Linked DNA regions of Homo sapiens: region 2 is linked to region 1. The links are chromatin contacts, found by Hi-C or POLR2A ChIA-PET in ENCODE. All regions are on one chromosome and are shown on one strand. The core of a region is the stretch at or near the end of the contact, and the rest is flanking DNA. Distances in the headings are between cores, read along the strand shown.

The links. Hi-C counts contacts between places; a loop is a spot of excess contacts on that map. ChIA-PET counts read pairs that join two places held with the same protein, here RNA polymerase II (POLR2A). Pooled maps may share reads with other maps.
Region 2: a map of PC-3 shows a loop between it and region 1 (4-fold over the local background). The contact joins two enhancer-like sites. A Hi-C loop is called at or near these places in 16 of 168 maps with a recorded cell type or tissue (B cell, CD8-positive, alpha-beta T cell, K562 and 11 more), 20 of 37 single-sample maps with no recorded cell type and 15 of 50 pooled maps. POLR2A ChIA-PET finds 5 or more read pairs at or near these places in 13 of 52 experiments (A549, AG04449, BJ and 9 more).

The regions. Positions count from the first base shown.
Region 1 is chr11:83,004,254-83,010,740 of GRCh38, reverse strand. The region is part of intron 1 of RAB30 (RAB30, member RAS oncogene family); the gene reads left to right. Among named protein-coding and RNA genes, the nearest start is that of SNORA70E, 34 kb to the left of the region's middle. RefSeq lists an enhancer at 2,815-2,874. Within about 2 kb of position 2,625, at least 20 of the 41 ENCODE cell types and tissues checked have a DNase peak (open chromatin) inside an H3K27ac peak, as active enhancers do.
Region 2 is chr11:83,041,967-83,048,453 of GRCh38, reverse strand. All of the region lies in intron 1 of RAB30 (RAB30, member RAS oncogene family), which reads left to right. Among named protein-coding and RNA genes, the nearest start is that of SNORA70E, 3.6 kb to the right of the region's middle. RefSeq lists an enhancer at 2,636-3,190. Within about 2 kb of position 3,338, at least 3 of the 41 ENCODE cell types and tissues checked have a DNase peak (open chromatin) inside an H3K27ac peak, as active enhancers do.

The DNA.
Region 1 (6,487 bases), core at 1,376-3,875:
CAGTGAGCTAACTGCATGAAAGGTTTGGATTCTTTTATGGCTTTTGGTATGTGCCAAGTAAGACCCTGCCTTCTGGAAGAGCCCATTGAATGTGGATGGTCACTGGCTTCATATATGTGTACCTGTCCCATGTTTCCCTCCCCACTATTGAGCCCCTAAGATATTTTAATAATGTGCATTGGAAAAGATATAAATATGAAAAAAAGGAAATAAGCTATTCATAATCTCACCACCCAGAGGTAAGAATTTTAAAAATTTATTTCCTTCTAAGTATTTATTTATTTATTTTTGTTTTTTAGAGACAGGATTTCACTCTGTCTGGAGTGCAATGGCGTGATCACAGTTCACAGTAATGCCTAACTTCTAGGCTCAAGAGATCTTCCCACATCAGCCTCCTGAGTAGCTAGGAGCATAGACATATGACACCACACCTGGCTAATTTTTAAATTTCTTGTAGAGGTTGGGTCTTGCTGTGTTGCCTGGGCTGGTCTCAAACTCCTGGCCTCAAGCGATCCTTCCTTCTTGCCCTCCCAAAGCACTGGGATAACAGGCACAAGCCACCACGCCCAGTCCAAGTATTTATTTCATAATGCTGTATCATGTGGCTTCTCTGTTAGCCCTTCTCTATTGGTATATAGAGGTTTTACTTCTCCCTCCATCTTGGGGGTCATCTTAGCCAGATGTGGTGGCCCACACCTGTAATCCCAGCACTTTGAAAGTCCAAGGCAGGAGGATCACTTGAGGGCAGGAGTTCAAGACCAGCCTGGACAACATAGTGAGACCACATCTCTACAGAAAGTAAAAGTAAGTAAATAGGTAAATCTTTGTGCACATTTAGGAAGCATTCTGTAGGAAAATTCCCAGAAGCAGAATTTTCCTCTTGCTGGGTTGAAGTGTGTGGACCTTGTGAAGGCTTTTGATGAGTATTGAAAGGCTTTTGATGAGTATTGAAAAGTTGCTATTGAGGAAAGTTGTGCCTCTTTCTACTTCACCTGTTAATGTTTGGATGCCATTCCTGCCTTCAGTAGGTTAACACCAGTGGCCATTTATTTATCTGTTTATCTTGAAATAAGTTTGGACCTCTCTGGTCTTTTGTTATTTGTTTTTATTTTATTTTATTTTATTTTATTTATTTTTGGTGTTTTTGGCTCCCTGGGCATGTTGTTCCTGGGATTAAAATCCCAGAATTTATATTTTCTTTAGGATTTCCCTCAGGTTCCATCTGTTGCTAAATTTTACACATCCACATCTTCCACCCAGCTCTCAAACTGTACCCTGCAGCATGGTTACAGAATTCTTGATTTCATAGACTTTTTGAAATCTGGAACTCTTTGAAAGAGACTACTTATTTTGGCTTAAAAATTTCCCCGTTTTTGGCCGGGCGCGGTGGCTCACGCCTGTAATTCCAGCACTTTGGGAGGCCGAGGCGGGCGGATTGCCTGAGGTCAGAAGTTTGAGAACAGCCTGGCGAACATGGTGAAACCCAGTCTCTACTAAAAATATGAAAATTAGCCAGGCATGGTGGCGGGTGCCTGTAATCCCAGCTACTTGGGAGGCTGAGACAGAATTGCTTGAACCTGGGGTGTGGAGGTTGCAGTGAGCTGGGATCTCACCATTGTACTTCAGCCTGGGTGATGAGAAACTCTGCTCAAAAAAAAAAAAAAGGTTTCCCGCTTTTTGGCCATTTCTTTAATAAATACTTGTTGAATTCAACTTTAAGGAGCTCAGGGTTCATTGTTATGTGATGGAGTCTAACGTATATGGGAATTGAAGAGAGGTGAATTTGGGCCAGATTATGAAGAGCCTTGTTACACCATCCTACCTAAGGAGTTGAACTGCATCCTCAAGGCTGATAATTAGTTGGCACTTTTGGGAAAACACTTCGTAGACTGGCTGCAGGGAGCCTGGTTAGAAGTCCACAGTAGGCTGGGTGGGGGAGAGCTGACTAGTCCCTGAGCCATGTTGGTGCAGTGGGGACAGGGGTTAAGCAGGGGTGTATTCAAGCAGGCCTTGGTGACAGATAGGTTATGGTATGCTGTGTGAGTGTGTGTGCATGTGTGTGCGTCCATCCCTGCTGAGGGAAAATTTGTACCCTATCTTCTGCATAAGAATTTGCCATGATACAGGAATTTGCCAGGATAATGCACTGGAAAACACTTAGGAAACTAAAAGTGCTCTATAGATGTAAAAACATTGATAGTAACAGTATGTAAGAAATTCTGCCCAATGGGGTTGATTCAAGGATGCAATAATGGCCTGGTGTGTGTAAAGCTCTAGACAAGTAGTCATTCTTTTGCTTGACACAGGACCTGTCACAAACTTGGGAGAGTTCTTTTTTTGTCTTCATCTATTCAGGTTGCTGAGCATGTGGACACTTGCTTCCCTCTCACTTTTTCTCCTGCTTCCAGTGAGGAGGGAATCTGAACAGCTGAAGGAGGGGTCCAGCCTAGTGTGACAGTCTTCCAACAGGGAGAAGACATCTCTGTTCCTGGTAGGCCTCTGATCTCCGGGGCAGAGGACCATCAGGGGAAAGACTTGAGCCCAGTTCTGAGCCGTGGCCCTGACCTCTGGCTCCCTGGCCAGGCTGCTTTGTGTGTTCAGCCCGGTGGGAGGAGACTGAATAAGCTGATAAGAAGGTTCTTCCGGTCCAGCCAAGCAGGCGCAGGGAAGCTTCTGCAGAGGAAAGATTAGACACGGTCCCTGATTTAGAGAATACAAGGGGGAAGGCAATGGGGCAAAGCCCAGAGCTCTTTGCAGTGGTATTGTTTATTGTTGGAGGAGGACAACAGAGGGAGCCCCACCTGCTTGTGCAGAAGACAGAAACAGCAAGTTGGGTCTGCAAGTGCCTTTTTTAGGGCAGTTTAACAAACATGTTTTGCAGACAGAAGTCTCCAACTTGGAAGGGGGTCGATGAGTGGGAAGGGTATCCTTTTTCTTCCCCCAGGAAACAAAGCAGGAGTATTTCCAGGCACATCTGAGCCTCTTTGTCAAGCACCTGCTCCCAGGTGCTGTGGTACGAAACAAATTAGCCCCGCCTGGGGAGTTAACTGAGTGGGTCCTAAGCGGTGGCCTCTTCCCTTCTCTTCTCACCTATATGTGGAAAACCAAATCTGTGCTTAGTGTAGGGATGCTCCCCATGGCCAGCTTCTCACTATGGCAGAAAGAGCACCAGAAGATAATTCAGGTGTTTGCTTGGGTTAATGCTGATGAAATGCTGCTTTGTGGAATCATTCTCATGTTTGGAATCCCAAATCCGTTTTGTATTTCTAGGAATTAGGAAAATATCAAACATAATATATGAAGAATAAAATAAAATATTTGATTGTCTTGATTTTTGAAAATAGTATTATGGAGGTCTCAGGCCTGCTTTATTTTTCATTTTCATTTTTACTTTTTGCATATCTTGAAAAGTATTCTAAGGGCTGCTTCTGAGCTCCTTCCTCCTAACTCCACCCCCAATCCATGGCATGTGTTCATGCCAGCCACCCCTGACAGTTTTGTCTGTGGCCTTGCCCAATGGAGATTTATATGTGCAGATCTTATTTGTCCTGGCAGCAGCTCTGATTTGGAGTCAGGGGACCTGTGTTTGCTCTTCTGGCTCTGTTGCTTACATGCTGCGTGGCCTGAGGCAAGTCACTATCTTGGTTTCAAATCTCATTTCTGTAAAATGGGGAGAAAAAGATGAGCTCCTTCTGCTTCCTCAGAAATGTTCTGTGTCAGAGTGAAGTGAGAGTAATTTCTAAGCTGTAAGAATGTGTGAGAGTTTTGTTTTTATTCATGACACAAGCAAGCTATTGTTTGATCCATTGGTTTTGGCTGCCATACTGTGGATACTTGGTTTTGAGGGAAGTTGGTCTGAAAGAATGAATCCTCCTTGTAGAGACTCACTGTGCTGAGACATGGTTTAGAGAAAGCAGTGATACACACAATGAACTGGAAAAGCAACTCCAGAGTCTGGGTGGGACATTCCTTCCTGGGGTCCCTGTCCCATGAAGGGGTGCAGCTGGGCAAAGAGAAAGACACAAAGATTGAAACAGAGTACCCCAAATAGATTTTTTTTTAAACAGGGCCTCTCTCCCTGTATTAGGAAAACTGTCTTGCTTTTGAAGCACTACTATAGACTGAATAAAAAGGCAGAGTATAATTTAAGAGTTGGAGGTTATCTTCTTTCCTAGAAAGAGCTAAATATTATAGCCTCCCCAGGGGCAACTACTGTTGCCAGTTTCTTTTGTGTCATTCCAAAAATATCTTGTGCCTATACAGATATAGAATCATATGCCCCCGCCCTTTCTTCATACTGTAAACACACCATTCTTTGCCTTGCTTCTTTCATTTAATACATCTTGCAGATATCCATAGCAGGCTGTGTGGTGGTCCATTGTTGTATGGCTACCTTAATCTATATAACCATTTTCTGCTAATGGACTTTTAGGTTGTTTTTATAATTGCTATTCCAAATACTGTTGTAATAAATATCCTACTACATGTGCCTTTGTGAGTATAAATGTGATAGATTCCTAGAAGTGCAATTGCTGGGTCAGAGGGTTTGTAATAGCGTTTTTAGCTTTAAATCAATAGTGCTCTCCATAGAGGTTGCATTGATTTACCTCCCACCAGTAGTATACAAGTGCCCCATTTCTCCATAGTGTCACCAGTACAGGATAAACTTGGCCAATCTGAGATGAATGGCCTCTTATTATAACTACATATAGTTAAAATTATAATTTATAAGTATAAATTTACTATAGTTTGAATTTACTTTTGTAAGATTGATCAGTTTTTTAAAAAAAAAAATGTAAGTGCTATTTTTATTCCTTTCTTGTGAATTATCTGCTCATGTCCTTAGCCTATTTTTTCTAGTCGGTTATTGAATTTTTCTTATTCATTTTGTAGGAACTTTTTATGCATGTAATCAATTAGACCTTAATAATATATATTGCAGTCAGTTCTTCATTTTTATTGTTTTGCCATACAGAATTTTTGAAACATTTAGTGAAATTTCTCAGCCTTTTTACTTTATAGCCTTGATTTTGAGTAATTCTTAGAAAGCCTTCTCTACTTTAAGGTTTTATATATATGTATATATATAATGTTTTCTTCTAGTACTTTTATGCCTTCAGTTTTTTAGATCCAAACTTTGAATCCATCCAGAATTTATTTTAGTATAAGGAGTGAGACAGACCTCCAACTTAATTTTTTTCCACAAAGACCTGGGTTTTGAATCCAGGCACTTTTACTCATTAGCTGTTTGATTTTTGAACTAATTAATCTCTCTGAACCTCAGTTTTCTTATCTGTATAATGGGAATATTAATACCCATTTGATGGCCTACTGAAAAGATTAAATAAGATTACATGTGGAAAACATTTAGCACCGTTCCTAGCACACAGTGTGTTCAAATCATGGTCCAAATGGCCAGGAACCTGGGGACACATAGTGTGTTCTGGCAGAGGAGAAATTCTAGGTAGCCAGGATACAGAGGCCACCTTGTGACTCACCAGTGTGTCAGAGTAAGTAAGTCACTTCATTACCTAAACCCTCAGTTTCCTCACTTGCAGAATGAATGATTAGAGCTTTCTCTTGAGGTTGTTGGGAGGTCCAGATTAGATAATGTCTGTGAAAGAATTTTGTAAACTATAAAGGGCAATGTAAAAATGCTGGAGTTTACAGTCTGGTGAATAAGGAGCAGCCACAGCACAGGTGGGTGTTTGACATTTGTGGCCAAGGAGAATAATTAACTTGCAATAACATGAAATTAGCAGCTGATGTAAAGCAAGTGAGCTTGTAGCAGTTGATTATAGTAATGGTTAGTAATTGCCTCCTAGTAATTAAGCAATAATGAGCTTCCAGGGACAGAACCTTGTTAGGCGGAAAGATGGATGAAAGGCTTTCAATTCAGTGTACACTTACTGAACACAGCAGTGGGACAAGCAGAGACAGGTGTCTTGTTGAGGTACAGTCTTTGTCCTTAAGGATAGTAGGGGGTGAGAGACACATAAAGCATGGCTCCTTCCATGGGCCTGACACACATGTGGGGATATACTTGGAGGAAGGTCCACAGTGCTCTGGGATCATCAAAGAGGGTGAGATTCACCTGCTGAGCCCCCGTGCCAGTCTGAACCCACCCTCCAGAGTCTGACCCAGATTCTAAAGAACCCCTATGATGCCTTCTTGAAGTTTTACTTGCCCTTTTTTATTCCTCTGGTTGTTTTGGATTTATCAGGGATATCTTGTTTCTCATGCCCTGCCCATCGCCCTCCACAGCTTCTGGGCAAGCATGGTGTTATGCCTAGGGCCTCTATTTCTACTGTGACCTGAGTACTCAGATGGGATGTCCAGTTCATTTTGAATTTCAGGTAAACAACAAACTTTAAAATATGTCTCATGCAATATTTGGAACAAATTTATATTAAAGTGTATTTGTTGACATCTGACCATCTGAAACTGAAATTTGACATGGTCAGGGTGATATGACCTGGATTTCTTA
Region 2 (6,487 bases), core at 2,089-4,588, 37 kb before region 1:
TGTTGCCCAGGCTGAGTGCAGTGGTGTTATCACGGCTCACTGCAGCCTTGACTTCCTGGGCTCAAGTGATTCTCCCACCTCAGCCTCCTGGGCAGCTGGGACTACAGGCATGTGCCACCACATTTGGCTAATTTCTTACTTTTTTAGGATTTCACTATGTTGCCCAGGCTGGTCTCGAACTCCTGGTCTTCAGCGATCCTCCTACCTCAGCCTCTAAGTGCTGGGATTAGAGGTGGGATTTTTTTTCTTTTTAAACCTTCTAGGCCAGCATATCTAGAGCAGGGTGCCTGGGGAGAAGGTGAGATTTGTGACTCCATGTCATTACTGGGCATACGGGGCCTTGTGGAGAGAAGTGAGCATCGTTTTATTTTTTGTAGAGACAGGGTCTTGCTATGTTGCTAAGGCCAATCTCAAACTCCTGGCCTCAAGCCATCCTCTTATCTCCCAAAGTGTTGGGATTACAGGTATGAGCCAGCATGCCCAGCCCCAAGTTGCTTCTTTAGAGGAAAGGAGAAAAGGCAGAATCTCTAGATCAACTTTGTGATTTATACGTAACAGTATGACAATGAAGTGTGTGGTTGGAGTGTATTGTACTTGTAAATGGAGATGCTCTACTGAGGGATGGTGGAAAAGCACTCTCAGCCCTTTTCAGAACTCATTGTTAGCAATCAAAAAGAGGAAGACTGAAAGAAAAAAAAAATCCTTTGAATCAGCAAGAGGTTTATACATAGCAGTGATTTATGGGTGAACAGAGGAGGAACATTAAAAGAATAATTGCTGGCTGTTTATTTTGGGAAAGTATGTGTGGTCAAGAGTCGAGGCAGGGAGCTTTATTTTTTCTTTTACCTTGCTCTATCTTCTATTATTGTTAATAGGATCATATACTCAAGACTTTCCTTGGCTTGTTGCCCTGACATAAATATTTGAATTCCTTGTTTTGGTATCGTGTATTTTTAACAACAATAGAGGGAAAAAGAAATAATGTTGTGAGCTAAATTATTCTATATGCCTTATTGTGGATGGAATTTATTCTCTTGGGTCCATGGCTATTAAGATGATCAGTTTAGATGATCTGTGTTTCTGATAGCTCTTTCTAGATAGCTTTATAATTTGCCCAAGGGGTTTGTTCAGGGGATGGCTACATGTATTTTTTTATTTGGTGGAACAAGGTGAGTTTTAATCCTGGTTATCTGAGCTCCAGGCCTTTCCAGGTGCCACCGTCATCCAAAAGGCCAATAAGAGTAGATTGTTCCTCTCATTGTGGCGTCCACCCTGGGGGCATTTATTAGGCAGTCACTGGATACACATTGACCCAACTTGCCCCCTTGGTAGAGGATTTAGTTCTTAGGGTTGCTGCTGCAGAATTCATTTATGCAGTTAGCAAATTGTAGTTGAGTTCCTGTTGTGCCTTTGGTATTGTTTCAGACTTGGTACTGCTCTGCGTGAAGAGCCGGAATCACACAATTCAAGGAAACCCAGCAGAATTAGAATGTTAAAATGTCAGGGTTTAAAGGGACTTTAGAGATAATCTAATCCAGAGGCAGCAAGCTGTTTCTATTAAAAGGTCCAGAAAGTAAATATATTAGGCTTTGGGGGCCACATATGATCTCTGATGCATATTGTTCTTTGTTTTTGCAATCATTAAAAAATGTAAAAATTGTCTGGGTGCTGTGACTCACAGCTGTAATCCCAGCACTTTGGCAGGCCAAGTGGGGAGGTTCACTTGACGCCAGGAGTTCGAGACCAGCTTGGGCAACAAAGTGAGACCCCTGTCTCTACAAAATAAAAATAAATTAGCTGGGTATGGTGGTACACACCTGTAGTTGTAGCTACTCAGGAGACTAAGGTGGGGAGATGGCTTGAACCCAGGAGTTCAGGGATGCAGTGAGCTATGATCACGCCACTGCACTGAAGCCTGGGCAATAGAGTGAGACCCTGTCTCTTAAAAAAAAAAAAGTAAAAATTATTCTAAGCTGGGGGTAGAGATATAGGCTGGATTTGGCCTATGAGCCATAGTTTGCCAACCCCTGATCTAATAGATTCCCTTCATTTTACCAATGAGGAAACTGAAGGCCAAAGGGTGGAATACCTCTCCAGCCCTTTTTCTAAGTGGTGACACTTAGAAAAGGATCCCTAGAGGTCAGGCCTACACCTCAGAGTGTCCACTCACCTTGCATATGTATAGCTTTGGTCCCGAGGGAAGTATGAATCTTAATTTTAAGACACTGGGTGCCTATCACTTTCCAGGACGGTGTTTGGGATTAAGGATGCACAATTTGGTACAACAAAGCCTTAGCTCTCAGTCAGCTTAGTATATCCCATATATGCCTGGGTAAGTAATGAGGTTAAAGGAAGTAAAATGAAAGATTCAGACAACTACTGAAGAAAGGTGATTTATTTGGCAGTTGCTTTGTTTCACCAGTTTATCTGAGCAGTGTCATTGAGACATATATGAAACCATGTAAGATCAATCATAGAGCCTTTTAATATTCCAGAGCTTGAAGAGATTTTAGGATCACTTAGCTATAACCTCTCATTTAACAAATGAAGAGCATGAAACCCAGAGATTTTAAATTACTTACTCTGGGTCACACAGCTAATTATTAGAATCTCAGGGTGGATTTTAGATACCTAGTGTAACCACTCAGATAATAACAAAGATTAATAATTATAGCCAACATTTACCTAAAGTTACTATAATATGTATAGTCATATACGTAATCTCAGTTCTGACAGTAACTCAATGTAATAGGTTTACCATACCCATTTTACAGCTGAGGAGACAAAACTTGTACAGGTTAAGTCAATTTTGTCCAAAGCCACCAAGCCAATAAGTGGTAGAGTCAGGATCTAGGCTCAAGTGCTTAACCGTGGCAAGGCTGTTTATTGCAGTTTGACTAAGTGCTTGGATTGTGCTTCTCCATTCATTTGCGACCTCCTGGTGGGCAGTGGGTATGCCCTTTTAATCTGTGTTTTCCTACTCTGGGCTTGGCATATACAATTTGTTCAATAAATGTTTACAGAGCTGGGTGTGGTAGCTCATGCCTGTAATGCTAGCACTTTGGGAGGTCAAGGCAGGAGGGTCGTTTTAGCTCAGGAGTTCGAGACCAGCTTGGGCAAGATGGCAAGATCTTATCTCTAGGAAAAAAAATATATATATGGGCACAGTTGTGGATGCCTGTAGTTTCAGTTGCTTGGGAGGCTGGGTGACAAAGGGAGACCTCGTCTCTATAAAAAAAAATGTTTACAGAATAAATGAATAAATGAGTAATCCACCCTTCTTTAAACAGTTGACACTTCCGGTGATGAGTCAATGGGAGTTCAGTGTCTGTGTTAGACCATGTCTAGGTCTGCTGACGGCTAGTCCTTTCATGAGATAGGCTAATGTGCAGATTTCGGCTAGGAAAGCCTATTGCCCTGCAGTTGTTTTTACAGTGCCCCTGAACATTTTTGAGAATTAATGTATACAGTAAAATTCTCTTTGAACATCAAAGATTCCTTGAAGACCTGATAGCCTGCTTGGTTTCTCTGAATCTGATGAAGTTTGTAGAGATAACTGGAAGATTCTCTCTGTATGTGGTACCTGCCTTTTGCACAGCCATTTTAATTTAAAGCTATAGTTTCAAACTATATTCTGAAGCATCCTGGGGTTTGTGGGCTAAAAAATCAAGGAATTCTGTAAGAAAAATGAGGGGTGGATTTGGCTTTGAGCCCAATGATGCCTAAAACAAATTCTTTGCTGCATTTATTTTTCAGTTCTGATGAACGAGAACAACCAACTCATTAAATGTAGAGTACCTGGCAATATTTTCTTCTCTTTCTTATATAAGTTGAATGTTTTTCTCATCTGACAATGGTAATACATGGGATTGCTCTGGACTTTTTCGAAGTTCAAAGATCTTTGAACAGACTTGTAGTGATATTTCTAAAAAAAAAATCTTCCTACCTGGATTACTGTTTTTTATATAGAGAATGGGCTTTGTTTGCCATTCACTCTAAGTGGAATTTTTCTATATGGCATAATAAAGCTGAAGTCCTTAGATTTTAGTTCAGAAAGCCATATCCTTTGAACCTAGGCCTCTGGGTTTGTTCACATAAGTCAATATACAGCGTTAATAATTGCTGCATATCCCTTGAGGGAAAATCCAAATTAAATAAAGAAGGCTTTCATTAGGTTGTGAATAAACAGATTTTGGTTATATTGGTAAGATTCTTTAGGGATTTTCAGGGGGTAGAGATGAATACAAGATACCCTTCTCATTTGCAGGTGTTTGAGAAATCTCTTAAAATAGAGAAACACAGGAATATTTGTTTTCCAACAAAAAATAATTCAAAGACCTGCCCACGTTTCTTGCCAAAGCTTTGTTCTTTTCAAGTCCCATCCAACCCTACACAAATTTTTCTTCTGATTATATTAGGAAGAAAACCTTAATGGCTGCTTGCTGTTAACATCTACCTTTAAACATTTCTTAACTATTAATGAGTCTTTCATTTAACTATATCATAATATAACCCTGGTTTACTGCACTTTATATCTACTTCCCTCCCCACTCAGCAGTAGTAGTGTTTCCTCCAGTAAAAAGGGTCAGGGGGTGGGAGATGGAAAGGATCTGTTCACTGCACGGTAACTTGCTGTGTTATGGGGTAAATAGAGGTGTGTGGTTTTTTTTCTATCTAATTTTTTATTTTGAAAAATTTAAAACAAACATATTAATACAAAGGACAACCAAAAAACCCTTTACTTAGGTTTACCAATTGCTAACATTTTGCCACATGTGATTTATCTTTCTTTATAAATGCATATTTACACTAGGGGGTAGGGCAGACATCATGATCCTTTATCTCTAAATATATCAGTATTCTCCTAAGTGTAAGGGGGATATTCTTCTTCACAATACCATTATCATGCCTTAGAAATTTAATATTGATTCCATTATGTCATCTAATAGAGTCCACATTTAAATTTTGCCTTTGATCAGCTAGCTGATAAACAAATCATGTCAAAACTTAGTGGCTTAAAACCACCACAGTTTATTAGTGCTCATAATTCCACGGGCCAGTTGGGTGGTTCTTCTAATGTGGATTAGGCTCAGCTGATCAACTGGGCTCCTTTATACCTCTGGAGTCAGCTGCTGGACTGACTAGGAGCTGGCTGGTCTAAGTCGGCCTCAGTTTGGATGGCTTTTCTTTGCTCTAGAGGGGTCTAGAACAGGCTAGAACAGGCTTGTTTCCATGGCTTATGGGAAGGTTCTAAGAGAGTGGAAGAGTGCAAAGCCTTTTAAGGCCTAGGCTTGGAATTGGCACAGCATCACTTCTGCAATCTTTTGGTCAAAGCAAGTCACATGCTCCTCTTGATGGGAATAACTGCAAAGTCATATTGCTCAAGGGCATGGATACAGGGGCATGAACAATCACAGCCATTTTTGCAATCTATCATACCCATATTGTCCAAATACCGTTAATAATAATGTTAATGTTGTAATGTTAATCATTATAACTGTTGGTTCGTTTTTAATCCAGGATCCAAACAAGATTACACATTAAATGTAGTTGTTTTACCTCTTTAGTCTCTAAATCTATAGGAGTCTCCCTGCTTATTTGTGTTTTATGATATTTTTAAGATTCCAGATCTGTTTTCTTAACAATATCTCACAATCTGAATTTGTATAATTATTTCTACATGATTATATACAGGTTAAATATTTTGGGCAAGAATTCTAAAGCTGAGGTTGTATATTTCCCATATCATCACAAAAGGAGGCACATAATTTTAGTTTGTCCAGATCATTAGTGATGCTAAGTGGAATCACTGCCTAAAGTGGGGGCTGCCAGATTTTGTAGTCATGAAGTTGCCATTTCCTAGAGAAAGATTTGTGGGTTTTTTTGTTTTTGTTTTTTTTGGAGATGGAGTCTCGCTCTGTTGCCCAGGCTGGAGTGCAGTGGTGCATCTTGGCTCACTGCAACCTCTGCCTCCTGGGTTCAAACAATTCTGCCTCAGCCTCCCGAGTAGCTAGGATTACAGGTGTGTGCCGCCACACCCAGCTAATTTTTTGTATTTTTTTTAGTAGAGATGGGGTTTCACCGTATTGCCCAGGCTGGTCTTGAACTCCTGAGCTCAGGCAATCCACCCACCTTGGCCTCCCAAAGTGCTAGGATTACAGGCATGAGCCACTGCAACTGGCCTAGATTTGTTTTAAGTCTCGACATTTGGTGTTAGCATCCTTCCAATCACATCAACATATATTCATTAGATACCTATTGTATATCTAGTCTGATTTAGTGCTATGGGGATCTAAAAGAATGGTAAGGCGTGTTCCCTGCCTGAAGGAATATATAGTTTTCTTGAGTTACTCTTTAAAAACTGAACAAATAGTAGAGGAGTGGTGATTCTAAGTTAAAAACTAATTTTTTTTTTTTTTTTTTTGAGACAGAGTCTCACTCTGTTGCCCAGGCTGGAGTGCAGTGGTCACTGCAACCTCCACCTCCC